7 separate regions of the Mus musculus genome follow, and regions 1, 2, 3, 4, 5 and 6 are each linked to region 7. Evidence: chromatin loops called from intact Hi-C (ENCODE). Cell type or tissue: left cerebral cortex. All regions are shown on one strand. Region 1 holds the start of Aox3 (aldehyde oxidase 3). Region 2 overlaps Spats2l (spermatogenesis associated, serine-rich 2-like). Region 3 holds the start of Kctd18 (potassium channel tetramerisation domain containing 18). Region 4 overlaps Aox4 (aldehyde oxidase 4). Region 5 holds the start of Spats2l (spermatogenesis associated, serine-rich 2-like). Region 6 overlaps Bzw1 (basic leucine zipper and W2 domains 1). Region 7 has its middle 6.7 kb from the start of Gm22371.

Evidence for each region. Peaks named below come from ENCODE experiments on the same cell type or tissue, not always from the same donor. Only the 100,000 strongest peaks of a DNase experiment are listed, where the experiment ranks them.
Region 1: a loop joins it to region 7, with 3 times the contacts of the local background. A loop is called at or near these places in 4 of 42 quality-filtered maps.
Region 2: a loop joins it to region 7, with 5 times the contacts of the local background. A loop is called at or near these places in 37 of 42 quality-filtered maps.
Region 3: a loop joins it to region 7, with 4 times the contacts of the local background. A loop is called at or near these places in 26 of 42 quality-filtered maps.
Region 4: it touches region 7 in a loop (6-fold over the local background); 11 of 42 quality-filtered maps call a loop at or near these places.
Region 5: a loop joins it to region 7, with 5 times the contacts of the local background. A loop is called at or near these places in 22 of 42 quality-filtered maps.
Region 6: it touches region 7 in a loop (4-fold over the local background); 6 of 42 quality-filtered maps call a loop at or near these places.

What each region holds. Positions count from the first base shown.
Region 1 is chr1:58,110,711-58,114,710 of GRCm38, reverse strand. Aox3 (aldehyde oxidase 3) reads right to left here and starts at 1,575. Exons shown (of 35, transcript NM_023617.2): 1 at 1,399-1,575. The coding sequence starts at 1,452. In left cerebral cortex, a CTCF peak has its summit at 1,721 (motif pointing right); DNase peaks (open chromatin) are centred at 1,716 and 3,153.
Region 2 is chr1:57,947,228-57,951,227 of GRCm38, reverse strand. It overlaps Spats2l (spermatogenesis associated, serine-rich 2-like), which reads right to left. Exons shown (of 14, transcript NM_144882.4): 14 at 2,831-4,000. Among named protein-coding and RNA genes, the nearest start is that of Kctd18, 21 kb to the left of the region's middle. In left cerebral cortex, a CTCF peak has its summit at 1,813 (motif pointing right); a DNase peak (open chromatin) is centred at 1,822.
Region 3 is chr1:57,968,631-57,972,630 of GRCm38, reverse strand. Kctd18 (potassium channel tetramerisation domain containing 18) reads left to right here and starts at 2,547. Exons shown (of 7, transcript NM_001159864.1): 1 at 2,547-2,610. In left cerebral cortex, CTCF peaks have their summits at 2,482 and 3,300; DNase peaks (open chromatin) are centred at 2,498 and 2,969; H3K4me3 peaks cover 1,322 bases; H3K27ac peaks cover 800 bases.
Region 4 is chr1:58,265,506-58,269,505 of GRCm38, reverse strand. It overlaps Aox4 (aldehyde oxidase 4), which reads right to left. Exons shown (of 35, transcript NM_023631.2): 34 at 2,711-2,878; 35 at 909-1,746. The coding sequence ends at 1,693. Among named protein-coding and RNA genes, the nearest start is that of Aox2, 11 kb to the left of the region's middle. In left cerebral cortex, no CTCF peak of the experiment used is centred here; no DNase peak of the experiment used is centred here.
Region 5 is chr1:57,772,595-57,776,594 of GRCm38, reverse strand. Spats2l (spermatogenesis associated, serine-rich 2-like) reads right to left here and starts at 1,734. Exons shown (of 14, transcript NM_144882.4): 1 at 1,571-1,734. In left cerebral cortex, CTCF peaks have their summits at 1,372 and 2,495; DNase peaks (open chromatin) are centred at 1,399, 1,751, 2,140, 2,425 and 2 more places; H3K4me3 peaks cover 2,379 bases; H3K27ac peaks cover 2,268 bases.
Region 6 is chr1:58,394,283-58,398,282 of GRCm38, reverse strand. It overlaps Bzw1 (basic leucine zipper and W2 domains 1), which reads right to left. Exons shown (of 12, transcript NM_025824.4): 3 at 431-607. Among named protein-coding and RNA genes, the nearest start is that of Bzw1, 3.4 kb to the right of the region's middle. In left cerebral cortex, CTCF peaks have their summits at 1,887 (motif pointing right) and 2,714 (motif pointing right); no DNase peak of the experiment used is centred here; H3K4me3 peaks cover 86 bases.
Region 7 is chr1:57,427,067-57,431,066 of GRCm38, reverse strand. No RefSeq gene overlaps it. Among named protein-coding and RNA genes, the nearest start is that of Gm22371, 6.7 kb to the right of the region's middle. In left cerebral cortex, CTCF peaks have their summits at 1,971 (motif pointing left) and 2,598; DNase peaks (open chromatin) are centred at 810, 1,107, 1,960 and 2,503; H3K4me3 peaks cover 920 bases; H3K27ac peaks cover 306 bases.

The DNA.
Region 1 (4,000 bases), 680 kb before region 7:
GGCTATACTTTGACAGGGAAATGTCTGGCTTTGTTTTAGAGGAGCAACAGAGATTTAACAAACCTTTGAATTCTAGCACAATATGGGTTCAAGAGACTAATAAAAAGTTGAAGAGCCATATACTTAAACAATTCGTGCATCCCTACCTTATAGTAGAAGACAGAGAATTAAACTAAGAGTTTTAATTCTTATCACTACCACCAAAATATTTTTGTTTTGTTTTGTTTTGTTTTTTGGTCTGTGTTCTCCATCCAGTTTTGAAAAGTTAAATAAACAGGAGCTCTGACAGCAGCAGACAAACAGCATTCCTTCAGCAGCCCTAGGAAAACACTCAGGAAAGCCCCACCTCTCCCTTTAGCATTAGTGTCTTAGACGAATGGTCACCTCCCCCAGGAAGGGATCACAGAGCAAAGAAAGGAACCCAGAGATGAAAGCCAAGTTCTCCCCAGTATTTGTTAGCCAAGAGATCTTGGCCACGTTGCACAATCACCCTGAGCCTTCACAGCACAGCATACAAAACACACACCTCACGCACACCCCACACAATACCACAAGCTCAGCTTAAACTCTGACTGCCCTTTTCCCTGTGCCAACAGTGCTGAGAACAGGCTGTGGACCTTCACATCATACACAATCGTCAAGAACGTCCAGCATATATGCAGACAGTACCGCAGTCATTTTAGGTCTTGTCTAGGTCTCAAGAGCTCAAGACAAAGAAGAAAAGGCTTCATTTCTTAAGTGAGACAAGACCCTTCATTTGTTTATTTGCTTGCTTACTTATTTACTTATGAGACAAGAGTCTCATTGCATAGCCCTTGATGTCCTGAAGCTCACTCTGAGACTAAGTTGGCCTCAACCCCCCTCCAATTCTGGCATTACAGGCATGAATCCAATCTTAAAGGAGTAAGGTGTTAACATGTAAATTAACAGTTCACCTGGCCTTCCAGTAGGTTTTTCTCTTCCATTCTTCCTGACCCAAGGGTTTAAAAGCATTTGTAAATAACCTAAAGACCTTGGACTCTGGATCTGTGCATACATGTGAAAGCAGAAGTTGGGTGGCACAGAAGTTTGAGTCAGAGCTGGAAGAGGTATTGAGGAAGAGTTAGAAGATTCTCTTGCAAGGAAGCCAGTGCCCAGTGCTTAGGTGCATTCAAATGAGACAAGGCTTGGTTTGGAGACACATAGCTGCACACTTTCTCCCTACTAGTCCCAAAACATTATAGATTCTCTCTCTCTTCCCCCCCTCCCTTGTTCCCCAAGAAGCATAGCAGATCGCTAGATCATTTGAGCAACAACTCCCCGACCCCACACAGCCCTTCATTTTGGCAATGCTAATGACAGATCGCTTCTACCAGAGTTTCTTATGTACATTTATTAATTACAGTGTAGAGAACTTACCTTTTTTCCATTCACAAAGAAAATAAGCTCATCTGACTCCTTAGAAGGAGACATTACTTGAGGATAGTCGTCCACACTCTGTGCAACTGTACCTAATGTGTCTAAGTCCACCTCTCAGATGAACTGCTGTGCTCTGCAGGAGACCGAATTGCCCTACAGGATTTAAATCTGCTCTGTGGCTTTGCCTGAGGACTCCTCCCACCCAGCCCTGCCCATCATCGCTCCCAACCTTCCTCCTGCTTCCAATTCCCTCTTTCCTTAAAACCTGGCCCAGCACCAGCTCCGGACTCACTTCTCCACGCCCCAGGCGCTAGCCACTAGAGGGCGTTTTCCAACAAGAAGGCGCTGTTATCGGTGACGTGGAAGGGATGCCGATGGGCTGCTCTTCACTGCTCTCAGATCTATGTCTTCACACTAAGTGTATTTGCTTGCTATTTTTGCCGTTAAACTATACAAAGAATGCTCTAAGAAATGATACAAGTATGAGAAGCAACAAAGTAGAATTTCTCTGTGCCAACATTTAGCAACCAGATTCACGCATGCTGTTGCAGGGTTAGATGGCATTTATGAACACACATAAATGCCCACATGGATTTTTGTTACTTTCTCAACAATATTTTTGTTAATTTCTAAAAGGTGAAATTAAACCATTCACATGATTTCAAAATTGTTTTCCTTTTTCTTTCTCCCAAGTTACTTTGGCTGTCTGTACCTCAGTGGATTTACCTAGGAGTTGGAAAAAACAAAACAAAACAAAACAACAACAACAACAACAAAAACATCTTCCTCAGGGGAAGATTGATGTGGGGATTAAAGGAGCCCATGCAGGGAAAGAGCTTAAAGCAGCAGCTGCACAGTAGAGGCACTGGGAATGTTACTACCAAACATGCCTGACAGTCATTTACATTGTGAATTGTTCTCAGATTTCCAGTTATAAATATTCTACAGGGCAGGAGAGGGCTCAGTAGATAAGAGCACTGGCTACTTTGTTGGGCAACACAGACTTTCTGTAACTCCAGCTCCAGGGGTATGAACATTTCTGCTCTCTCTGGGCATTGAGTGCCCAGGTGAGCACACAGACACAGACACAGAGACAGAGACAGAGACAGAGACAGAGACAGAGACAGAGACAGACACAGACACAGACACAGACACAGACACAGACACAGACACAGACACAGACACAGACACAGACACAGACACAGACACAGACACACACAGACACACACACACACACACAGAGAGAGAGAGAGAGAGAGAGTGTGTTAAAAATATGATGCAGTGGAAATTGAGCTCTATTTTTGCATATTTAGAGCCAACCTGTCCACCTACCCAGCTCCCTCATTCCTCTCTCTCCTTACTTTTATTTTAAGCAGGTTTTGTTTGTTTGCTTGTTTGCTTCTGGATTTTATTCTGCTAACTTTTATTTTAAAATTAGAATACAGAGTAAGAGGTTTCCTTACAGCATTTCATGCATATTTTGTTTTGGTTGAGCCCCACCCCTCGTTTGCATAACAGTTCGAAATCTCTCTCTCTCTCTCTCTCTCCCTCTCTCTCTCTCTCTCTCTCTCTCTCTCTCTCTCTCTCACACACACACACACACACACACACACACACACACACACACACACGCACACACACACACACACACACATGCAGTTAGGTGAGAGGAGAGTATGTGAGTCATGAAGCCAGAAAAGGAACAACAGGAGAAACAGGGGGGTGGGTGGATCCTAGAGTAAGTTAGGTGAAATCAGAAAGGGGATTGGTGGTGGGGTAGGGAAGAAGGGTATTGAGCAAGGGTTCCTGCTGAGCAAACTCTCTGACTGGAATTCTTGGCTTAGAAGTGAGTATCTTGCTGGAGGCAACTCTTTCCTGAGTCACGTGCGCCATACAAGTCCTGTATGGCAGGGTGTGCTTCTCATCTCCGTTGTTACCCCACCCTCCCTTTCTCCAGTATCTGAGGATGGTTCACAGTTAGCTGGCATTTCTCTTATCTTATCTACTTGCTATATATTTAGGGCATATTTCTATTTCTTTTTGTGTCCTTTCATTTTTATTAGGGTTTTTATGTTCTTAACTGAAGAATTTTGAAGCATATAATGGCTAATTGCATAATCTATAAATGTTCAACTCTTTTCTGATAGCATATTGTCAGTGAGGCAGAGCACCACACGGTCTTTCACTTCTTACATCTGCATCCTGGGGGGGGGGGGACTTCCAACCTGACACTCCAGCTGCTTAAGCTCTCCAGGACTGTCAGAGTGGTACTGAAAGACCCACAACGTGAGGACTCCCCCACGTTCTGACTCAGGAGAGGCGACACCCCAAAATCACCCACAAGAAACGGTCTTGTTGCAAACTGCAAGAGGATTTTTATTCAAGAGCACTCTCGGGCCCACGGTCATACACCACGCAGGGGTAGAGGACCGTGGTGCCCGAGTAGCTGGGTAAGGGGGTATTTAAAGGAAGAAACCACAACTCAAGGAAGTGGGGAGGGCGTTGTTGGAAGATACCAAAGATACCAGTTAAGAGTCACAAGGAAGTGCAAAGTTACAAGAGTCACAAGGAATACCTGGTAGCACATTTGCATTGCAAGGTT
Region 2 (4,000 bases), 520 kb before region 7:
AACACTGATAGACCTAGCACAGTGGCATTGTTGGCATTTTGGATCAGATAGCACTTGGTCATTCTACTTGCACTGGAGGGTTGGTGGTGGCACCTGGTCAGCAATCAGAAATGTCCTCAGACTCCCCCCACCCCCCGCCCCCATGCCTTCTGCAGGTGGCAGGGGCTGCTTTCCCCCCTGCTGAGACCAATTGTGATTTCTGGGTGTCTCAACCTGAGCACATATCTGCCTCTCCTCCTTAGGGGGTACGGACAAGTAGGAGAACATTGGAGCTGGCAATTGCAGGCAGGAGTGGAACTAAGAGGGAGGAAATCAACAAAGAATTGAAGAATGCCAAGAGGAATTCTATCCATTGCGTTCCCAATTACATTTCTGATCTTAGTACAAAGTTAGAAATAACACAGCTTTTTGAAGAGGGTCTCTCTCGTGTAGCCTAAGCTGGTCTCAAACTTGATAGGTAGCTAGGGTGACTTTGAACTCCAGGTCCTCTTGCCTTCACCTCCCCAGTGCTAGGATGATTGCAGGTGTGTGCCACCATGCCATGCCTGCTTTTAGGAACACTTTATTTTCTGATCAAGCATTTACTTAATAAAGACTAAGGTATAGTGCCTGTCCCAGCACTCATCACTGCTTCCTAAGTGTAGCAGCTTCGAGCTGCCACTCCGCCATGCTGACCCCCGCTGTGCTGCCCCCGCCATGATGGTCTGTGCCCTCAAATCATGAGCTGGAATAAATCCTTCTCTTAAATTGCTGCTTTAGTAACAGAGAAGCAACTAACACAGAAAATAGATACCAAGACACGGTGCAGTTGCTACAAGAGACCTGACTGTGATTTGTAGACTTTTGGGGCTGTGTGTAGGAGAAACAGAGACGTGTTTAAGGATACAGGCTAGTGGGGCTCCAGTATGTCATAAATCTAATTCAAAGTTGAGTATCTCAGGTTTCAAATAGGATGGTTTATTTTATGTTTGACAAGATTATTATTATTATTTTTTTTTTTTTGGTTCTTTGGTCATTGCCACAGTCATGGTTCTGAATTGTGTGTGTGTGGAAATTTACTACATACTTTTCCCCACATAAATAAAATTTTCTTTAGAATTTTGTTTTCTGGAATCTGAGTGTGGCGATTTCTCCTATAAAATATGAACCTGGTGGTAGCACTGGACTTCTAGGCTATGGGAAGAGACAGTCCTTAGATAAAGGGGCTTCTGGAAATGATGCTAAGAGAACATGCAGGAAGCTTGCGTGGTGAGAGTAGCTGGGAGCAGTGCTGTGCATTTGTAGAGTAACTCAATTCGCACCCCACGGCTCTGCCCAGGGAGCTGCAGCAATGAGCCTTTGTGGATGGGGACTAAGCCTCAGAAACTATAAATACACAAACGCATTTCTTAGGACTTGTAAAGACTTGGTATGAAAAGCAAGAGGATAAAGAAAAAAAAAACCCTATAATGTCTTGTAAGTTATTAAAGTTGTGCTTCAAATTCTTAGCTAAATGACCCTAGGACTCACCAATCCTTCACACGTGTTTTTCCTCAAACATTAGAACAAATAAAATGCTCAGTATTTTCAGGAAAAATCGACTCTGTTGGTCACTTGGTGAGCGACCACTGAGAGATGGTGGAGCATCCGGCTAGCTCTTTTTTTGTATCAGTATCTTTCTGTCCTGGGGTCATTTGGAATCATGGCCTTCCTAGTCATGGATTTTAGGTTTTACTCTGGACTGGGAAGGGGGAAAGCCATTCCATTATTTTATGTGCTGTCACTAGAATGTCTGTTGAAAAACAAAAACATTTCTCTTGCTAGACACATGAGGGCACCCTAGGTAAGCCAGCAAAGCAGGCAGAGTGTAAAAGGTGGTGGTGGACACAATGCCGTGTCTGTTTGTCATGATTAAATCAAGATTGAGGTTCAAATCTAGGCTTATAGAAAAAATAGAATTCTCAAGTCCATCACTTTAACAAAAACTTGTAGCTGGTAACTTTCCCCATTAACCTGACTGTGTAATTAGAACTCCTGTTTCTGAGATGAATAGAACCTGTCTGTAAAGACTGAGCTTTTCATGGGGACTAGTGTTACTAGTTTCTTCCCTGAAACTGAGCATCTCCTGAGGTTCAGTTTCTTAGTGGTTAAACACACTGTGTGCAGGGGACTTTCTCATGGCCCCTGAGTGGGAGCGTGCAGATTCTCCAGTGAAGTGTAAATCTGGAATGTAACTGGGAACTCCCTGGGGTTTGGATTCCAGAGTCTTGACTGCAGATCTATGTGGTGTAATATAGGTGAGTTCTGAAGTTATGCATGCATTACTAGTATTCAACGGTTCTGACATCTGTGAAAGAAATGTCTTAGAATTGTCTATTCCTCTGACTTCTGTATCTTAAGTAGAGACATAAGGAGTATTCATAGTTCTAGGACTTTTAAAGGGGGCTTGCCACTCTTTTATTGAGAATAATAAAACTGGGCCGGAGGATCATTCAGTAGGTAAACTGTTTGCCATTCATGCATGAAGACCTGACTTTGATACCAATAACTCACATAAAAAGCTGGCGCGCACTGGTAATCCCAGGGCTGGGGAGGCAGCCACAGTGGGTCCCTGGGATGCACTAGCTAGTGAGACAAGCGAGCCTAGGAGCCTCAGACCAGCGAGAGACTCTATCTTAAAGAAGAAAAACAGAACAAAACCAAGGATAAACAATAACACAGCTGCTTTTCTGGTTTCCATTTACACATATGCATCTGAACATGCACACACACGCATGCATACATTCATACAGTGAGAGACATTAGAATACGATTCAAATCCTTAGGATTAAACAAACGGTTCTACAGACGTGAAGAAATGTGACAGAGTATTTATTTCAAAGACCTAAAGTATCTAATTACCATTTTAAAATGCAAATTCAAAAATGATCACATGCCAGAGTCTAAGGCTAAAGTCTAGGAAACAATGTGATCAGGTCTGAATACTTTTTATCATTCTTTTGCTTCTTTCCAGTGACCTGGGAGTGTTTGCTATGTTCTTGGGAATGTGTCTGAGCTTTCTTAACTCCAGGGTATCCTGAGGGTGTGGGAGAAGACAGGAGTGGCTGGATTGAACTCTGACAAAGCAGGCACATTTTTTACCTGGCCCAGCCATTTTCTTTCATTTTGTAAGAATTTTCTGCCTCTGCCTTTACAGCTGCCACATTCCAACTGCCATTTTTCAGGGGTTGAGCAGAATCTTGCTACATAGAACTTGTGTAAAAAAAAAAAAAATCCTTCTGATTTGTAAGATATAAATTCAGAGTCTCAGACAGGGTAAACAGAGACTATGGTCCCAAGAATTCATCTTTTCTTATTTGAATGGGTTTCTCTTCCTTCCTTCCTGGAATGTGACTTGACATTTGGAATTCCTGTTAAATCTCTGGGTACACTCAGCGACCTCAGAAAGCTCTGGAGAGAGCAAACATTCGCCTGTACTTGGCAAAAGAAGAAACAGATGCCTGTGTGGCTAGCAGGCTCAGCTGTTTGGAGGACAAGAACCAGTGAACCTGGGTTGTCAGAAAAAAATCTCAACATGGAGTTGAAAGGGTGCATTTGCACATGAAAGCAGTCAGCAAAGCATGCCTGGCAGTCAAAAGATAGGGGAACTGAGGCCCTGTGGTTTGGGGGTACTCTATGCCCACTCTCCCTCCCTGATGCAACAGTAGTCTCCTCTACATAAGCAGTGCTTCAGTGCCACAGGTGGACTATGGGTATGCTAACTAAAATATCCGTTAACTAGTGTATGCTACTGACTCATTCACTCCATGGACGATCTTCAGTCAGGTCTATAACAAGTAACTTCATGCCAGAGTTTTGCTGTGAGTTCTGACAAGACCAGTGTCCCACACGGAAGCCAGTGAGAGCGCTCAGGGGCTTAGTCATTATTATCATGCTGAATATAGTGTCAGAATATGGAGGACAGAATTCAGAATTAAGAGAAGGGAGCGGAAATCATGATCGGGAAAACTGGACTCTGGCT
Region 3 (4,000 bases), 540 kb before region 7:
TTGGTTTTATAGCATAGCCCATCTTGGCCTGTAACTTAGTGTAGTTTGGGCTGACTTAAAAGTTTATGATTATCATCTTTCCTGTGTCCCCCAAATCTGTGTTTCTATGTGTGAGTCATCACATCCAGTTTGACGCTTTCTAAGAACTGCACCACAAACACAGCCTTTCCTAGCCTTCCTTTCCTGGTCTCTTTTGGGATTGAGCTTGCATCCAGTTTAATCTCTCTCAGGTCCTCCTCCATGCCTTGCTATCATTCCCTCACAGGCTTGTCCTCAGTGAGTGTCTTGCCTACCTAATCTCATCCTGTTGTCTGATGCTTGTTCAAGGACCTGAACTAAAAACATCCTGGGTGATTCACTAGTTGACTTCATGTCATTTTTGTTTTCTAAGTGTATTAAATGCATGGATCCGGCCGGCCGGATGGTGGTGGTGTACGCCTTTAATCCCAGCACTAGGGAGGCCAGGGAAGGCAGATTTCTAAATTTGAGGCCAGCCTGGTTTACAAAGTGAGTTCCAGGACAGCTAGGGCTATACAGAGAAACCCTGTCTCAAAAACAAAAAAACAGACTAATAAATAAATAAATAAATAAGGAAAGAAAGAAAGAAGGAAGGAAGGAAGAAAGAAAGGAAGGCAAGCAAGGATCCATCTACTTTTCTCTGTAGCCATCACAGGTCAGATAGAAGCTATTACTCTTCTCCTCTAGATTATTACAACACTTAATTGCTTCAATAGTATACCTTTCCCGTAAATTCTTATCTCAGTCTATAGACAGACAGACACACACACCCCATATTACTTCCTTGCTTCAGCCCAGAATGGTTTCCTGTTATGCTTAAACTAAGACAAGAGCCTCAGCTGGTTCAGATGTAATTCCACCACTCAGCAGGAGGACAGTGAGCGCCAGGCTAGCCCAGCTGACATAGCAAAGCCCTCATTCATAAAAAAGATTTTAAAAACCTAACTGTTCAGCTTGTGTCTCTCTCCTTTCCCTATATCCCAGTGCCTACCCCAGCCTCAGGTATACTAGCTTCTTTTCTTTCTACCAATTTCCAAGTTCTTTTTTCCCCTAAAATATTATTATTGAGTCTCTTCAGAAAGTGAACACATTCACGTTTTTAGCTCTTGGAGTGAAGTCCTACCAACCAGTGAGGGACTCTCCATTCAAGCTTCATTCATTTCAACTCAACGTTGCCCTGCCTCTACTCTGAGGTAGCCATTATCCTCTGTAACTATTTTGATTGGTGTCTGTTTTGACCCCCACCCCCGCCCCAAAGAGGAGGAAGAGGAGGCAGCCATGGGCTTTCTACAGTCCATGATCTAAGAATACATACTACATATTTTAATGTTACAAAAAAAAAAGAAATCTCATTTTGAAGAATATTTCCTGACTCATGCAATAAGAAAATTTACTTTCACTGCCCATATAAAGCTGAAATACAGCACTGCTCAATTCAGTTTCTTTCATTGTCTATGTCTACTTTCACACCACACTAGGAAAGCTGATCGATCAGCTATGCTTAAAATGCAGAATTTTTTTTTTCCCAGATAAGATAGGTGAGGCAAATGCCTACATGTGTCTACGTGGGCATTTGGAGAGAGGACTACTGTTAGGGAAATACTACTTTGAATTGGCTAGCGTCATCCCATGGGTTGGGACTCTATGCTCCCTGCTGTTAGGAACTGATACCTTTGAAACTCAGGGCCAAAATAAACCCTCACTCCTTTAAGTTGTGTGTGTCAGGTCTTTTGGTTACAGTGATTAAAAATACTAAAATGTAAACTATTGACACTGTCTTGGCCAGCGCTCCATTCTCAGAGCCTGGTCTCTATCCTGTGAGAAATCACGGCAGCTTGAACAAACCTTCCCTGTCTCCCAAGACTTTTTAGCTGAAGGGCAGGCTGCCATACTTCTGGCTGGCTTCTTTCCTAAGACCTGTAAAAGAGGACTTTAGAATCTAGTAAGGAGCGAAGTGCCCGGAAAACAGGACTGTTTCACTCATCTTGAAATACATAGCCCTATACAGTTGGAAGATTTAAGTGTTATGGGGGTTTTATTAAGAAGAAATTAAATAGTTCTACAAGCGACTTAATACAGTGCTGGGTGTGCAAGAATGTTGAATGGAGGGTTGTCCTCCCTCCTCGGTTTTCCTTCCTGTAACAAGAATAAAACTACCATCTTAATTCTGATGTATGAAATTTCCAAAGATTTAATAAATATTTTTAGAAACCAACCACCATCTTTTACAGGTATAAAGTGTGCCTTGTGGAAAAGCTTTGCACGCCACAAACTATGCAAATGGGTAGATCCAAGTTCTAATATGTTAATGGAGTAGCTTCCCCTGGGGCTGGAAAACATCCTGTTCCACCAGAGGGGCCTAGACTCCGGGAAAATTCAGGAACGTTCTTGGGGCGTGGCCACCGCCGTCCCGTGGGCGGGGCGGGTCCGGGGCGAGGCCTCCCTTTTGGCGCACTGCACGTTGGGACCGCACGGGGGCGCCGCGGGTTGCTCCGCTCTACCAATCGTGGAGCATCCGAGTAGGCGACGGCTTACTTCCGCGTCCGGGCCCGGCTGCGTTGGGCGGCTGCGCCCAGGGACTGGCGGCCGCAGGTCAGTAAGCAGTCGCCGCTCCGCCCGCCGGTGTGGAGGAACCGGGCTCCGGGTGGGTGGCGGGCCCCGAAGCCTTGCGGGGCATCCTGAGGGAGGCCCCGGCCGGCCTCTCTGATGAAACGGGCGCTTTGGGTACCAGGCTTCGTTGTAGACCGAATTGGGGTCCGCTGGCCCAGGAAGACTTTGGCGGGGCCTGGTGATTCCCCATCTTTCCCGGTTTTGTCCAGCCGTGGCGAAGGGGCGTGAGCCCCATGAGCTGTGTTTCTCAAAAGTGTAGTCGGCGCCCGTCCCCACCTCTCAGACTTTGTGAATCAGACCCTGATGTGGCCGGGAGTCTGCCTTTTCAGCAGACATCCTCGACGGTTTGGTGCATCGTGCGGGAACCCTGCCTTCTCACAACAGAGTCCTCAGTGGGTGCATCGAGGAGTGTCATCACGGGGCCTGGCCTTGGGCTGCGGTCCCCAAATGGCAGCTGATAGTCAGTGAAGGGCCTAAACCAGGTGGAAGTTGTGTTAAAGGGATGGTCTGTGGGAGCATCCGTGAGAACCTGAAGCTGGCCCTTCTGGTTCACCTGGCTGCCCTGGGTTGTGACAGGCTCCACTGCTTATTATCAGGCAAGTCTGTGTAGACACCACACACATCAGTGAATTTTTTGCCCCTAGTGTTCTGTGTTAGTAGGGACAGTAAAATTTGTATGATAAAGTTTTTCTATGAATTAGGTAATGTTTCTTCACAGTGTCAGATACACAATAAGCATTCAGTAAATGGAGATTACTAAGAATGGCAGTGCCTTTGCTTTTATTGGGCTTATGGACAAAATAAAAATTAAAAAAAAATAGAGATTTAAACACATGGTGTAAGATCTGTATGAGAGTTTGTTGTGCAGGGGTACCAATTCCGCGCAGAAAGATCTTGCAAGAGATGAATCTTTATGTACGAACATGAGAAAATTCTAGAGAGCAGGTGTCTGTGAACAGTGTGAACCAGTTGGTTGCTCTGCTTCATGATTGGTTAGAGTGCTACTTCCAGGACTTTAAGGCAGCAGGAGGTCACGCCAGTAAGTGTTTTTGGAGGCCTGGACCTTGTTGGGTTCCTAATGAATTTTGTCTATTGTCCTTTTCTCAGATTCATAATGGCATATGGTGAAGTTGGTGTCTGTGGGGAAGGATTTTAGTTGATCATTTAGTAACACTGAATTGGCATGGATTCAGTTGAGTTTAGCAGTAAGTTTTTCACTTACTATGAAAGTGTAGAAGCTGCAGATTTCCAGGGGTGAGGATCTTAAACTTTGTCTTTTAGCCCGTTTCAGATTCCATAGAGAGCTCTTCCCCACAACCTTGTCCGTTTTAAAGCGAAGGAGCTGGATGACAGACAGGGTGTGACCTAAGGA
Region 4 (4,000 bases), 840 kb before region 7:
AGTGGCTGAGAGCATTTTCTGCACACAAGTCCCCGACAGTACAGAGTCCTGCTCCCCCATCTATTCTGGTTCGAATACAGCTTATCTTCAAAGGTGTGTACTGGAAGCCTGGCTCCCAGGGTGGTAGTGTTGAAACTGTAAGAGGTGTGTGTGTGTGTGTGTGTTCATTCATCGAGGCTAGAAGAGTATACTAGGTGTCCTGTTCTAGTCTTCTCCACCCATTTCTTTAAGAGAGACCTTCTCAGTGATCCTAGAGCCAGGCTGGTGGCCAGCCATTCTCTACCTTCCACAGCACTGGAGATACAGGGGCATAAGCTCTGGGTGGCTTTCTTTGTGGGTGCTCAGGATCTTGGTTTTTATGTGTGTGCAACAAACACTCTTACTCTCTGAGCCACCTCTCCAGCCAGCAGCCTGTTCTTTTAATCTGGTCTCAAACTTATTAAAGTTGCCACGAGTTTGTTCTTCCACCACTCAGCTATAGCCATTGATGTCTACAGAGTTTAGAGAAAGGAGAGCCTTAGCCCTGAGCACACAGTTCCTTGACAACAATTCAGTTTGTTTATTTCTGCTTTTAACTTTCCCAAGAGAGGCCCTAGGTTGCATTTCCTTGGGAAAATCAATGTAATATAGGTAGAACGGAACCAAAAGAGAAAGGACCTTTGCGAATTTTGTGTTACTTTGGTGGTAAAAAGAAGAAGTGGTTCTGATTTCATCTTTAGCCATTAAGCTAAAGCCAAACCCATGAGTGGCCCTGGACTGATGCTTTGCTCAGTGTGGCTGCCTAGGAGAGGAATATTGTATCATGTACCTAGTTCACGGTGGAGGAGGGGTGGGTGCCATTTGGAAACTTTGGATGGTGTTTTAAATATGTTTTGTGTTGTTATAACAAAACACCAGAGGCTTGGTACTTTGTGAAGAAAAGAGTTTTATTTTGGTTCATAGTTTAGAGGCAAGTTCACAAGACTGCCCATCTGGTGAGGACCTCCTTTCTGTCCCAGTAGATGGCATCACACACTAGAAATGCAATGGCTCACACTGGCAGAGAGGAGGAGGGGCCAGGTTTTGGGGAACTAGTCCATTCCTTCCTGTCACCATTGATCCCTTACCAATGACCTCTCAATAGGCTCCACCTCTTACAGTTTCAACAGTACCACCCTGGGAGCCAGGCTTCCAGCACACACCTTTGGAGACAAGCTGTATTCAAACCTGTCTCCAGCTCTACGTCCAGGTTCCCTGAGCACTTACTGCTTGCTCTTATGATAGCGTCTGTACCACAGGAAGTGGCAAGCACTGGAAAGTGGGTTTTTCAGGTGTGCTGGTTTTGGGAGACTCCAGTCTAGAGAGAGTTTTGGAACAGACAGCTCTGTTGGGTTTCAAACATAGCTGCTTGAAACAAAACACAAGGAGGCCCTCCTGAGCTACCCCAGGTTAGTTAGCTAGGTTTAAAAACTCACCATGATGCATACTTTCAGGACAATGAAAACTAAATCAGAATTTCCAATTCTAAGTTTTGCCACACAATTTTGTAGAAATCTGTATCTTAACATGTAATCACACAATAACCTAATCACAGAGAATAACTAAAAAACAGTAAAATCATGTTTGATAAATTCTCGTCAACCCATATGCTGCTCTGGTTTGGGGCTAGTTTGAATCCGCTGCATGGCTTTTCTTTTTCTTAAAGACACAAGATTAAGACACGTGGATGGACCAAGGTGTGAATGTTGAAGGGTCATCTCTGGGAATCTAAAAAAAGATCAAAAGATAAAAGTGTTATTACACACACACAAAAAAACTGTTATAATCTGAAGGCATGTAAAAAACAGAACAAATTGATATTAATTCTTCTTTTTATTGTATATAGTTTCTATATTTCAATCATTTAGTCACATCTATCTTCACAATACACATCTCATATAGATATGCTTCTGTTTTCTGAGACAGGGTATTTCTGCTCAGCGCAGGCTGGCCTTGAGTTTGGGATCTTCCTGTTTCAGCTTCCCAAGTGCTGGGATTACAGGTGTGTGTCATTGTGCTTGGATCCTGTCTTTTCTGTTTTGGTTCGGTGTCAGGGATGGAATGAATGCAGGGCCTCTTGAGTGCTATACCCCAGCTCTCACCCTGATAAACTTAAGTCTGAGATGACCCAGAGCCACTGAGCAGCATAGTAACCTCAAGGGCTTGTACTATTGGGCTTTATACCCATGATTCATGCGGGCTGTAGGAGGCAGTGCCATGAGAGATGGTTTCTGGGACAGCTCTGGGTGTGATTTTTGCAGCTGGCAAGTAGAGCAGTATCCTATAGAGTGTGTGATAGCAAGACATGGAGAGGTGTGCCCAGAGACCTGACAGTCTCATCTCAATTACTTCTATTAGTTTACATAACAGATACTTTCTGCATAATTGAGCAGGCCAGAGATCTTGTAAATGAGGCAATCAGAAGTCCACATCAATTGCAATTTGATAAAATATTTAAGCAGGTAATCTACCATGTCCCTTCGCTATTAGTGTGCTGCTTCTTTAGAGTCTGAAACAATCAAGCCAACCTTTGAAGACATTTAGAGGCATGTAGGAAGCAGTGAGTGAAGGCAAAAGGAGACTTTTCATAGAAAAAGATGGACGTGACCTGCAACGTTGTCATGGTTACAACATCCAAATCAAGAACATTAAAGTCCATGTATGGGCTGAGGACAGTAGGGACTTCCCTTACCATCTCAGTAAACTGATCCGTACAAGCCATGCGAATCACTTCAGGTGTTGCTGGGCTATTCAAGGGGAAGATGTCGCTCAGCCCTCTCTCCTTGCGGGCAGTGGTCACGGCATCATATATGGCAAATAAAACTGAGGACCCCAGGAACATCCCAGCCTCACCCAATCCCTGAGGAAAAGCATAAAAGATTGTTAGAAAAGCAAGGTTCTTCAGGATTCATCTCACACACAAAAGTGTATGCACATGCACACGTATGCACACATACATCTTCTCTGGCTTTATCACTCCTCAGAGGGAGTGTATCCAAGTAGCTGGAACTTAATCCCCCTCATAGTAATTTGTGAGTGGGGTTCCTTTGAGAGTACCTGGTGACAATACCCTAGGGCAGCAGGCAGCTAAAAGCATCATTTTCCCACCCAGGCCATGTCCTGAAGACCATGTCCACAGTGCCTTCTAGGCTACCTGCCTTTTAGTTAATGTTTTTCTTTTGTAGTGTTGGGCCAGAACGGAAAGCCTCGTGTATGCTGGGCAAGTGCTCGACCACTGAGCTACCCAGGCTCCAAGATTATTTGCCTTTAACTTAAAACCCAAATGGAATGACCATAATAGATTAGTAGATAGTGAAGCAGTTGCCTGTCTTTATGTGGCCTCCTTAGCACCTGTTGGGTGTGTTTGAATGAAGAGCATGAGGGAATTATATGCTTCGAGATTCATCAGTTAGTTTTTTTTAATAATTTGATTTATATGTGTGTGTGTGCAAAAGCACACACACACACACAAACACACACACACACACACACACACACACACACACACGTTCATTTGTGGGTAAGCCACATTATAAGAATGTCTACAGAGATAAGAAGAGGGACTCAAAAGCCCTGGAGTTGGAGATACTGGCTGTTTAAAGGTTGCGTGCTTCAGAAAGCACGGAGCCAACACCTCAAGAATCAGTGACCATGCAGAGCAAAGCACTGGCGTGGTGCTTGCTGAAACCCCAGCCTGGTATGGGAGAGTGGCAGGACAGAGCAAGTCTAGGGGAGGGTTGAAGGCTGGAGGAGAACTCTGAGCTGCTGAGCTTTGCAGACAATGTCTTAGTGACCCAGCCTAGTGGAACAAGATGCCCAGAGACTCCTCCACACATTTCACTGGATTTTGCTTTGTTTCATGTTCCAGAGTTAAGACTCTACTTAGGTTTCTCGAGTTTGTGAGCAGCATTGCTGTGCCTTTGGGGATTTATAATTCAGAGGAGAAAGCAAATTCATGCGTCACGATCTTCTGGCAGATGGG
Region 5 (4,000 bases), 350 kb before region 7:
ATTTTTATGCAAATTCCCCCTTGGAGCTAGTCGTGTGTGTGTGTGTGTGTGTGTGTGTGTGTGTGTGTGTGTGTGTGTGTGTGTGTTTAAAGCCATACGGAATCTGACATGATTTCTGTTCTGTTGCTCTACAGAAAAAGGTTTTTAACCCAGCTTGAGTTTATTTCAAAACTCTAATTAGAGACTAAAGTAGTATTTGCCTTGTCCAAATAGAAAATCATTCCCAAAGTTGATTTTTTTTGTTCCTGGTTAAAAAACCAACAAACATCAGATATACAGATTTTTTAAAGCATTACAGTTCCTTGATAAGACTGTCTCCCATCTTCCCAGAACAGTGCTTTCTGGTTAAGTAACACAATTTCATAAGGCTCATAAAATATTTTATCCAGAAGGCAACTTTTTAAAGAGTTCTTTCAAAATATTTTTTTCTACTACTTGAATAGTCTTTTTCTATTTCTGACTTCCTGTCCTTTCTTTTCTCTGCCATACTGCACATTTGCTTACTCTCTGGAAACAGAGTCTGAGTAGCAATGAATGCTCCTCTAAAACAAAATTGAATGACGGTATAAAGACCGCACGACCTTACTCTATCTCTGCACAAATTCTAAAATTTCCGTGTCCCTCTCCCCTTTAAAATCTTCGGGGCTGCAAAGGGGTCAGATACTTTAGTATTTTAAATAAGCAAGTGAAATATTACATGTGTTTTATGGAAGGAAAGGACGGCGCTGTGGTTGAAGTTCAAGGGTTTTTCGCTAGTCTCACACTATAGAGATTGTGCTGCACTCAAAGCAAAATGCTGTCTACAAAGAATCTTTAATGAGTGTGTCAGGTCTCCACAACCTTGGCACCTGCTAAAAACCAGGACTGCTGTGAGCCGAAAACCCATCAAGTTCACAAATGCCGACCCTACTGCGCACTGGAAGGCTCCACTCGCAAGGAGGAAGGAAAGGATGGGAGGTTTCCGTCGCATTCCCGTCCAGGTGAAGGCTGGATCCTTCACCCCGGTGTCCGCAGTAAACACGGAACTCCCAGCAGAGCGCCAGAAGCTCTGCTATCTCCCCAGATGCGCAAAACTCAAGTTGTCTCCGCGACTCAGAAACGACCCTCGCTCCGGGCTGCAGTCCGCGGCGCCCGCGGGCTCCGGGGGGCTTTTCTGCCCAGACCCTGCAATGACATCGCTCGGTCCGGCGGCCTGGGCGCCCCCTCCCGCCTGCCCTGCGCGCCCTCGACGCGCGCACGCGAACGCTGGGACCCGATCCCGCCGGTGCCGAGGGGTGCGGGGCGCTCGGGACCTGCGGCCCCGCTCCGGGCAGGCAGATCGGCGGCGCGGAGCTGGAGCGCAGGGGGGCGCCCGCGTGGAGCAGGGCAGGCCGAGTCCGCGATCGGTTCCGCCGCTGTCCCCACCACCCGCCGGGGGAAGGCAAGGACCGCGACCTCCGCGTCCGGTCGGCCAAGCTCGGGCCACACCCAGTGCCCCGGGAGGCGGCCTTCGGGCGCTCGGCTGGTCGATCGCCCCCACCCTGGCCACGCAGGCCCTGGTGAGCCGCCCGACCCGGGGACCCGGGCTTACCTCGTTGCGAGCGCGGCTGCTCTGTCCCGGGCCGGGGCGCGGCGCTGGCGGCCCCTGCAGCGCGGAGAGCGAGCTGAGGGAAAGCGGCGGTAGGGCCGCTGGGCCGCTGGGCAGGCTGGATTCCTTCACTGCCTCAACTCCGCGCCGCCAGCCCCACGCAGGGACACTCCCGCCCGCGCAGCCGCCCCCTCCCGGCGGCCGCCCGCCCCTCCGTGTCACTCACCAGGAGCACACACCCCGCCGGCGCCCCTCGCTCGGGCTTGCACACACGCCGCCGATCACGCCTCCCTGGGTTTTGTATCCGCTCACACGCACGTTCTGACACGGATCCTGTCCCTCCACACGCCCTCCCTAGCTCCTTTCCCACCCTACTTTCTAGAAGAATCCCCCATACAGCTTCAGCACTTCATTGGCTTGCCCCGCACCAACCTTCTCCCCTTCCCCTCCAAACCTCCACCTACCCTAAACTGCCCACTACTGTCCAAACACTGGGTACTACCCGCGTGAGGAGCAAGAGAATCGCTCTTCCCTACCCAGGAAAACGAACTTTGCTGCCCCAGCACCGTCTGCAAAGGCGAGATGCTTCTCCGGACAGAAGGTAGTAATGCTTTCTGGGAGTGAGCCAAGCTCAAATGTAAACAAAGATAGCTTATTCGGAAAAGCCGCGGAAAATCAGGCCCTGGGATGAGCTCTGGGGGCTCAGCCCGACCTTTGAAATCAGACTGAGCTGAAGTGTTTTGGCTCCTCGTCTTCACTCCGGGTCTCACGCGGGCATCTAATCGTGCGTGATCACCCACTGAGCTGCCCTGAGCTACCCAGTGGCAGCGGCTGGTGATGTTTCTGCCTGGGAGTGCAGTAGTTGGGAGAGGAAAGGCAAGCATTATTCATGATGGACGCACTTTAGATCGCACACCTCTTCCAGAGGCAGCAGAGGGAAATGCAGGCTGCTCTCAGGTTTATTTTTGAAGGGTAACTTCCTAGCCGCCCTTTCTCTGAGCAGTAACTGTTCCTTGGGTGAGTGGGGTGGGGGGCTTCCTGGCTCTCAGCCCTCTACAAATATCAAATCAGTCGGTTTCGCCTCTCAAGCTCAGAACAGCGGAATTGTATTCCATTTAAGGGAGTCGTTATTTGAAACGAATTACACTTTCAGGTAACATTCGGATCTACAATACATCATAGCCCAGTTGACAAAGGTCACTCTGATTAAAAGAAGAGATGAAAGGAAATAACTCATTTTCTTACCTGACTGGGAGTTTTCTCCCACCCCATAGGCTGGATTGGTGAATGAGTGTGCTTTATTTAGTATCTGATCCAACCCTTCAGATAAACTCAGTGGGTAGGTATGTTTTTTTTTCGCTTATTTGCAAATAAAGAAAGGAGACAAAAAGTTAAATAGCTTGTCTAAGTTTTCAACTAGTAACTAGAGGAAGAATTTGAACCCAGTCTGGCCCAACCTTTGTGCAGACGGAAAAGCCAGCTTCTGTACAAGTCAAGGACAAATGCCACCCTATTGCTTATTGAATTTGAAAGAATTAATTAGTAACTTGGAATGATTCAACTTGGAGTGTGGTGCACATTTCAGGGCTTCTTGCAAAGTAAGTCGTTTAAGTTTTGAGCGAAGGTTCCCCCATGACTAGAATTCCAAAAACAAGTAATAAATTATCGTTTCCCTCAGGATGGGCTTTGGAAATAACATTGAACTCTGGCTTCATTCCTTTCTTCTACCACTTCATAACCTTCCTGGGACTCCAAATCCAACTTGCTTACTGAAGTCTGACAGAAAAAATGCTTTCAAGACCAGAGGGATGAAAGGGTTTTCAGAAGCCAGGCCTGGCCTTTTCATATTTGAGGGTGGCTTTCCAGTAAGTCATACCTATAATAATAACTGCTTTGTGGGCCAAGAGCAGAGAAGTCAAAACGTGGGACTGATGTAAAAACAGAGTAACAGTTACCGAAGGACAAACCTGACTCCAGCTCATCTCCAGGGCGTGGTGGCCCTGCCCAGAAAGGGCAACGGTCTGAAAACCCAAAGGAAACAATGCTATCTTTCAGGAGTTAGACCCGGCGTAGCAAGAGAAATCAGACTGCTGAACGTCTTATTGAGAGTTTCAAATCAAACTCAGACCTTTGATTGCTCAAAGTAATTTGGTTTGAAAAAAAGTAAAACCTTAAGGTTTAAAGCACTTGCTGAAATATCAGTAAAAGCGTCTTGCACATCAAATAACTAACAAGACAGCGTTTTGATGAGTCAAGAGTAAACAATCTTTAAAATCATATAAAATAGATCTGTACTAATATTACCCGGAAAGGTAAAAACCCAAAGAAATGGAATGTGAAAAAACAGCAACAACAAAACAAAACAAAAACAAAAACCAATTTGTGTTTTTAAGTAGATGTTGGAGAATTGTTTGAAAAAAGTACATTGTATGA
Region 6 (4,000 bases), 970 kb before region 7:
GGGGCTTGAGAGATTGCTCGGTAGTTAAGAGCACTGGGTTCAATCCCCAGCACCCATATGGTAGCTCACAAGTGTCTATAACTCCAGTTCTAGGGTAACTGACGCCTCCATGGGAACTGACACCCCAAACAGAAATACATGCAGGCAAAACACTAAAGCACATAAAACAAAAAATACATTTTTAAAAAGTTTGCCGAAGCCAGGTATGGTAGCTCCTATTTGCTTTCCTAGCATTTGGACATCTGAAGGAGATGGGTTGTCGCCAAGGAGAAAAGGGCTGGGACAGAGTCCAACCTATCTCACTATCTCCAACCCTTAGCTTACAGACAGGAGACACAGCACAACTAAGTCCCATTCCTCTTGTTGGCACTGTCAAAGCTCATTTTCTGGCTTCTCCGTTACCTCTAGGCCCACAAAACCAGATACTTACCCAGCATTCCGCCAGCCACCAGAATGTCAAAGAGTGTTTCTGCATAGCGGCGGTAGTCAAGTTTTGCTCCAGAAGCATCAAGAAACTTAGCTACTGCTTCCAAATCAGTACCAGTTTCAGTTAAGCCTTGAATAATACAGTCTTGAAACTGAGTAGGGTCAAACCTCTCTTTTTCATCTGGATAGGGAGAGAGAAAAAATTAGTTTCAAGAAGCTTATCAAAAATGACACAAACCAGCAAATAGGATAAGCTAACCAAATTACTGAATTTCATTTAACTCAATAGGTGGAAGAGGGCAAATTTAAGTATGGCAGGAGAAAGATTCAACACACACTCAGTGTCTCTCCTGCAGGATGCCTCTCCTCCTACCTGGTCAAGAACTACATGGCTGCTCTACTCTGTAAGCACAATGTGCTAGGATTCCCTGCTCCCACTGTTTATTACCAGGCTACGCTAACAAACCTATACCAGCCACAGTGGCACAGCCTTTAATTTCAACACTAGAAAGGCAGATAGAGTCAGGTGGCTCTGAATTCCAGAGCCTGGTCTACATAATGATATCTCAAAAACAAAAAATTAATACTAACCTTTTTATACTGGGCATACTTTATTCCTCCAGGAATTTGCACACCCAAGTTCCCCTCTGCCTTTCTTTCAATTTTTTTCTGAGACAGGGTTACAGGCATCTTCCTAGCCTTGGACAGATTTTAGAATCCAGTCTTGTATATGCTGTGCAAGTACGACTGAGCCTGGCCCTATTAGGATCAAACTCAGGTCTTCATGCTTCTATGGTAAGCACTTTACTTAGCCATCTCTTCAGTCCTTTTTGTTTTTGAGACAGGGTCTCATTTGCTACAGGGTAGCTTAAACAAACCTTCAATTCAGGATCCTTCACTTTCCCTATCTTAATAGCTTTGAAAATAAGATTCAACAGCTTTATACACGTCAAACAAGCACTCTAACTGAACTATAATACCCCCAAGCCCTGTTTTTTTCTTCTTTCTTTTGTTTTTCCCAGACAGAGTTCTAGAACTCACTATGTGGACCAGGCCAGCCTTGAACTCAGAGATCCCCCTGCCTTTGCCTCCTGGGTGCTGGGATTAAAGGTGTGTGACACCACTACCCAGATCTATTTGTTTTTGAGACAAGTTTTTGCTCTCTAGCTATTGCCACACTACTCAAAGTTTTAGGGGCTCTTTCCTCTTTTATGTGCCCGTTAACAGTAGCTTTTCCTTTAATCCTAGCACTCAGGAGGCAGAAATAGGAGGATCTGTGAGCTTCAGCCCAGCCTAGCCTACATATTTAGTTCCAGGACAGTCAGGGTTATCTAGACACCTTGTTTCAAAACAACCAAAACCCACCCAGCTGAAATCATGATTTCTATTATATCCTGTGTTTGTGCAACTAGCCACTTTCTTTTTTAAATAGTAAACATGCCTATGCCTAGAGCCTGAGGAAACCAGAAGAGGGCACTGTTATCCCCTGGAACTTAAGTTACAAGAAGATGGGAGCTGACTGATATGGGTGCTAGGAATCAACCCAGATCATCTACATGGGCAGCAAGGCAGAAACCAGCCATTTTCAATATTCCCTTTCAAACTAACATCTATCCCAAAAAGTTTCTGAGTATTAAATAATGCGAAGCAGAAAGCACTTAGCCTCTACTGAATTAAGACCTGTCACATGCCCCAGGCAGGTGCTTCTTTCCTGGTGGTTAGAGATGAACCCAGGGCACACACACACCAAGCAGTACTCAGCCACTGCCGTGCACCCCAGCTTTCCAACTTGCCAATTTAGGGCAACTCATGATATCTGAGTTTTCACATTTTTCAGCTGAGACTAGACAATTCCTGATTTTATACAGCATGAGAGTGAAAATGTTTCCAAGATTCTCTTGGTTTTACTGAAAGTCCTGTCTTTAAAACCCCCTTAGCTCCAGGCAACCCTGGATGATTATCCCTAGAACCAGGCCATAAGCCCCCCCCCTTTTTTTGTTATTGGGGGAGGCACTCAAAGACTGGTTTTTGCATCCTAGGATGGTCCAGTTAACATTGGCAACTCTTCTGCCTCTGTAGTATGAGTGCTGGATTACAGGCGGATGCCACACCACTTTATCTGGATTTAAGTGATATCTCCCAGATGCTAAGAATAAAAGTTATACAATTTTATCAAGATAGTGCTAGGAATCTACAAACTCAGAGAATAGTTTCCTTATTTTCTTTTAAAGATTTATTTATTATATGTAAGTACACTGTAGCTGACTTGAGATACACCAGGAGGGGGCGTCAGATCTCATGGACGGTTGTAAGTCACCATGTGATTACTGGGATTTGAACTCAGAACACCTGGAAGAACAGTCAGTGCCCTTAACTGGCTGAGCCATCTCTCCAGCCCCAATTTCCTTCATTATTGATAAACTGCTTTAGTTTAAGAAAATCTATTGGCTAAAACTATACCTACCAAAGGCTGGAATACACAACCGGGGGACAGACTATGGAGAATATACAAAGATGCTGTCATCTGTGTCAAACTTTCTATGAAAGGTAGAAAACCAGAAACAACCTTAAAACCAGTAGTTAGCCCATTCTCCATTTCCTCAAAACTACTCAACAGGTTAATGTGTGCTTCATCTTTTTGAAGCAGCCCTATGTAGCCCTAGCTGGCCTGGAATTCACTAACTAGACCTCTATTTACTGGCCTCTCCAACTGCAAGAATTAAAGATGTATGCCACCATGCCCGGCCAATGCCAGTTTTCAAAGAATACCATTTAAACTTTTTTTTGTTGCTGGGTGGTGGTGGCAGTGCACACCTTTAATCCCAGCACTTGGGATGCAGAAGCAGGCAGAATTCATTTCTGAGTTCAAGGACAGCCTGGTCTACAAAGTGAGTTCCAGGACATCCAGGGCTATACAGAGAATCTCGAAAAAAAAACAAAAAACTTTTGTTGGTGTTGGTTTTTTAAAGACAGGGTTTCTTTGTGTAGTCCTGGCTATCCTGAAACTCAGAGGAGATCTGCGAGCCTCTGATAGGAGTACTAGATTCAATCCCCAGATTGCCAGGAGCTCAGGCCTTTAATCCTAGCATTTGGAGGCCATCCTGAGCTACAATCTAAGACTCTGCTAAACCTTAAAAAAAAAAAAAATTAATGTGAATCTCATTCTATAATTCTTTAAGTTGAAATCTGATTTCTACCCACACTCTTTTCCCAGACCTATGCCATGTGAGACACTCTATAAATGAGTCACTTTCACATATCTCCACAAAGTCTAGGTGAAATCAGGGACTTTAGGAGTGCCCCCCCCCTTCTATTAGCCCTCTTTGTTCAAATTCTTCTTTAAACTATGAGCTTAAAGTCACAGGTTTTAGCCACTAAAAAAAAAAAAAGAAAAGAAAAGAAAAGAAAGAAAGAAATTTGAGAAAGCAGAGAAACACTAAGGGAGCAGTTAATCTGAAATAGAAGTTAAAGAGAAAATCAAGTTTCTATTATTTTCGGGTTAGTAACATGCAGCTACCTGACTGTGAGAGAAACCAAGATATGTCTGAAAGCTTGAGGGTGAGTTACAAATAAA
Region 7 (4,000 bases):
TCCCTATGGATACAGATTTGGTGAGCACTACCGATACTCAATGGCTGGTCGAAAGGACACATGACGGGGACAGCGTCAGCCTTCAAGAAATAAGAGAGCATCTTCCTGTTTTTGTTATTTTTGCCACTGCAGATGCTGTTGGTGTCTTTTTAGGGAGTACGGGATGTAGCAGTGGTTCAAATGAAAATGTCCTCTGTAATAATTGCAGGTATGAATACTCAGTCCCCGGTTGGTGAAAGTGTTTGGAGAGGTGTGGTTTTGCTTCAGGAAGTATGTCACTGGGGGTGGACTTTGAAAGTAAGAGCCTCCTGCAGTTTCTGGTTTCTCTCCCTTTGTGCTTATGGCTGCAGTTTGGTCTTCAAACTCTGGCTGTGCCTGCTGCTTGTTACCATGGCTCTACTTTTTTTTTGGTTTTTTCGAGACAGGGTTTCTCTGTGTAGCCCTGGCTATCCTGGAACTCACTTTGTAGACGTAGACCAGGCTGGCCTCGAACTCAGAAATCTGCCTGCCTCTACCTCCCAAGTGCTGGGATTAAAGGTGTGCGTCATGACGCCCGACTCAACAGGAACTCTTATCTCTCTGGAACTGTAAGCCAAAACAAGTTCTTTCCCTTAAGTTGCCTGGACTATGGTACTTTAGCACAGCAGAAAAAAACAGGTTTACTTAGGGGTGGAAAAAGCAAGGCTGGGGAGCAGTGGGGATAGAGGCAGTTGGAAGATCCAGCTGGGAAGATGGTTCAGCGACCAAGAATGAGAAAGTGTTAGGTAACATTCCTCCAGTGGACTTGTTTGGTTCCTGTAGTCTCCATGACAACACTCAGGGATAAAGTATCAGGAAAATGGACAATGTACCTAGCCCCAGGCTGGGTCTGCCCAATTAGTGTGGCTTCCCTTACTTGGGAGAAAGGAAACAAGAAGATGGGAGGGGGGTGTTTAAGAACACTTTTCCCCCTCCTATTAAACATATTTCAGAATATTTCTTAAGGGAGGAAGAAGAGGAGACTAGATTCTAGAAGTGACGCTTCGAGGGAACGCAGGGCTTCTTGCCGAAAAGGAAGTAATTGTCGACGGGGATCCCTGAGCCCTGGCAATAAATCAAGCGGAACAAAGATGTGAAAGCAGCTGGAAGAGCGGGTGCCTCTTCCTTCCCTAGGCAGGGATGGCAGGCATCCTAGACACTGAAGCTTTTGTTAGTAATGTGATCTGAATACGCCAAAATCTCACCCTGAGGTTAAAGTGTACTCTGCCAGGCGTCGCTGCAAACAGTTTCATACAGATATGGCACACATCTTTGGAAAAGATGGAAGGATAAGAGTAAAGTCACAGCTACTGAGTACAAAAAAGAAAAAAAAAATCTTTTGATCCTCTTTTTTCTAGAGACTGTTCTGGTAGCCTTGTCACTGGATGCTCTTGGTACTGGTTTTAAATTATGGACCTATTGACAGAGTGGTGAAGTCTGTAGATTTCTCATCATTAAAAAAAATGCTTTAAAGTAAATACACTTAAAACTAAATAAAACCGTCTATAACAACTCAAAGCAAGCCAGTGGTATCAAAAGGTAGGTATTAAAATGTCAAAACAAAACCAACAGATATGTGATATGGTTCTATGTGTACTTCTATATTAATGTGCTAAATAACAAGAGCTAGCAGCAGGTTCCACAGTTACTGCAGTTTTAAAGCAATGAAGAGTGTGAGCAGTGTTTCTAGCTGTCCCGAGTGGGAGCTGCAAATTATCTTTGACTTGCGTTCACAATTGAATCAAAACTCTCCATTTCAGCTGGAGATGGATAAAAACCAACACGGGGTTTGCCCCCATTCCAGTTCTCGGAATTCTATCTGCCAAGATTTGTGCCCCGTCCCAATTTAAAGGCTACACCATGTAAACCTCACAGGCACCCAGTTTTTGGTGGGGTTCTGCCAGACAGAGGAGTACCGACCATTATGTTAGCAAAGGCTGCCGCCTGCTGGCCAAAACATTCAGACTGTTCACTTAATTGGCTGTGTTAGAAAACAATGGGGCAAGCTATTAATTCACTGACTCGCATCTAGAAATGGAGCAGGAGGCTACTTGTCAACCCAGCCCCATGGCATCCAATCAGTGCAGATTTAAAAGCCCCCTTTGGCTTAGCTGGCAAGTGCTGATGGCTGGTACTGTTGGTCATTAGCAATGTGGGACAAGACGCCAGCATGGCAGGCTGTTTCTAGGGAGATTGCTCTGCTCAATTCTGATCTGTGAAAGTACAGATCGCTTAAAGGTTAGATTTCCCAGTGGGCTTGTCTGACCAAGGTGTTCAGGATCTACTTTCAGTGCTAAGGGCATGGGGCTATATGGAGAGGAAGGAAAAGGAATTCAGAGCGACCCGTGTGCCAGAAACCAGCTAAGTACTTTCACGTATGCGGCTGCATTTAATTTCTAAGAGAATCCTGTTACTGTTATGATGAGGACTGAAAACAGTCACTAAGGCTTAGAAAGGAAAGTTGGCACCATCACTCGGAACGCATGCACCGCTTGGGAGCTCGCTTGCTTCCCAGTCTCTGCTCTAGTGGGTAGGTAGGCAAAGATTCTCACAGCAGTGCCTACTCCTGTTTGCCCAGTGTTCTGCAGCCTAGATTTTACCAATGGCACAAACCCAGACAAGTTTGTAAATCATTCCATGCCCCCATTCCCCTGTCTGTAAAATGAAGATAATGATAACCCCTCTTTAAGGTGGAAGTCTTGTTGGAAATATTGAGTGTGAGTCCCTAGGGCACTGTAGGCAATAGATAAATGACAACTACTATTAGTATAAGACAATTTTGCTTCATAGTGTTGGGAAAAGTATAACCTCTATGTCACACAAAGGAACACACGAAGAGTAATTCAGCAAAGTAATTTCTTTTTTCTTCTTTCTTTCTTTTAAATGGTGTGCCAGAATTCCAACACAGCTAACCAACACATTCAGCCAGAATATTCTGGCTTCTGTCTTTTATCCCTGACATAGGTGGTGACTGTGTCTCGTCACATTGGTGGGCCCTGGGCTTCACTGAAGGGACTCTAGCCAGCTCTAGAATGTAGGGCATGGCTCTGGCAGGTCTTACCCTTCTCCCCCATTCCCTCTGCCTTGCTAAAAAAATAAAATAAAATAAAATAAAAATAAATTACATTCCTAAAGCTAGCCATCAAGGTTCGTTCTTTTGGCCACTTACTTCTGAGGCTGACTACCAAGGTCCAGCTATCAAAGTATTATAGTTCAGCAATCAGAGCCCTCTTTGGCTCACCTAATTAACATGTCCAATTAAAATTAACCACATCCTCCTAACTTGGGGTTCCCTCTTTACCTTTGTAATCTGCCATTTGTCCCCTCTTTAGCTAGAGGCGGACTTTTGTTCCCCTTGGACAAATGCCCCTCCCCTCGTGTTCCTTTCTCCTTTCTCCCTTGTCCCCTTCCTCTTCTTCCTCTACCTCCTGTCTTTGTCCCTTACCCCTGCCCTCTGTCCCTCCTTTGTTCTGAGAACTTGATCTTGGATGTTCTGGGCAGATACTTTTCCTTTCACGTGACAGTCAGGAACGATTGGTCAGTTGCTGTAAGGAGGAAGGAGATGGGGTTGAGGAAATGGGGGCTTTTGTTGGGGCTGACAAGCTTTGATAAATTAAGTGTTTCTCACATTAACAGTTACAACAGCAGCTAAGTGTTCAGATGAGTACTTAACATTTAGCACTGTCTGGACGTTTTGGTTGTCTCTATAGAGGTGTCTAATGGTCAAAGGCTAGAAAACTATTAAATATTCTACACTGCACAGGACAGCTCTTCCAGAAACCATCAGAAAAGAATTATGTATTGGGGGCTGGAGAGATGGCTCAGAGGTTAATGGCTGCTTTTCCAGAGGTCCTGGGTTCAATTCTCAGCAAACACATGGTGGCTCACAGCCATCTGTAATGAAACCTAATGTCCTCTTCTGGCCTGCAGGAATACATGCAGGCAGATGTTTTATACATAATAAGTAAGTAAGTAAATAAAT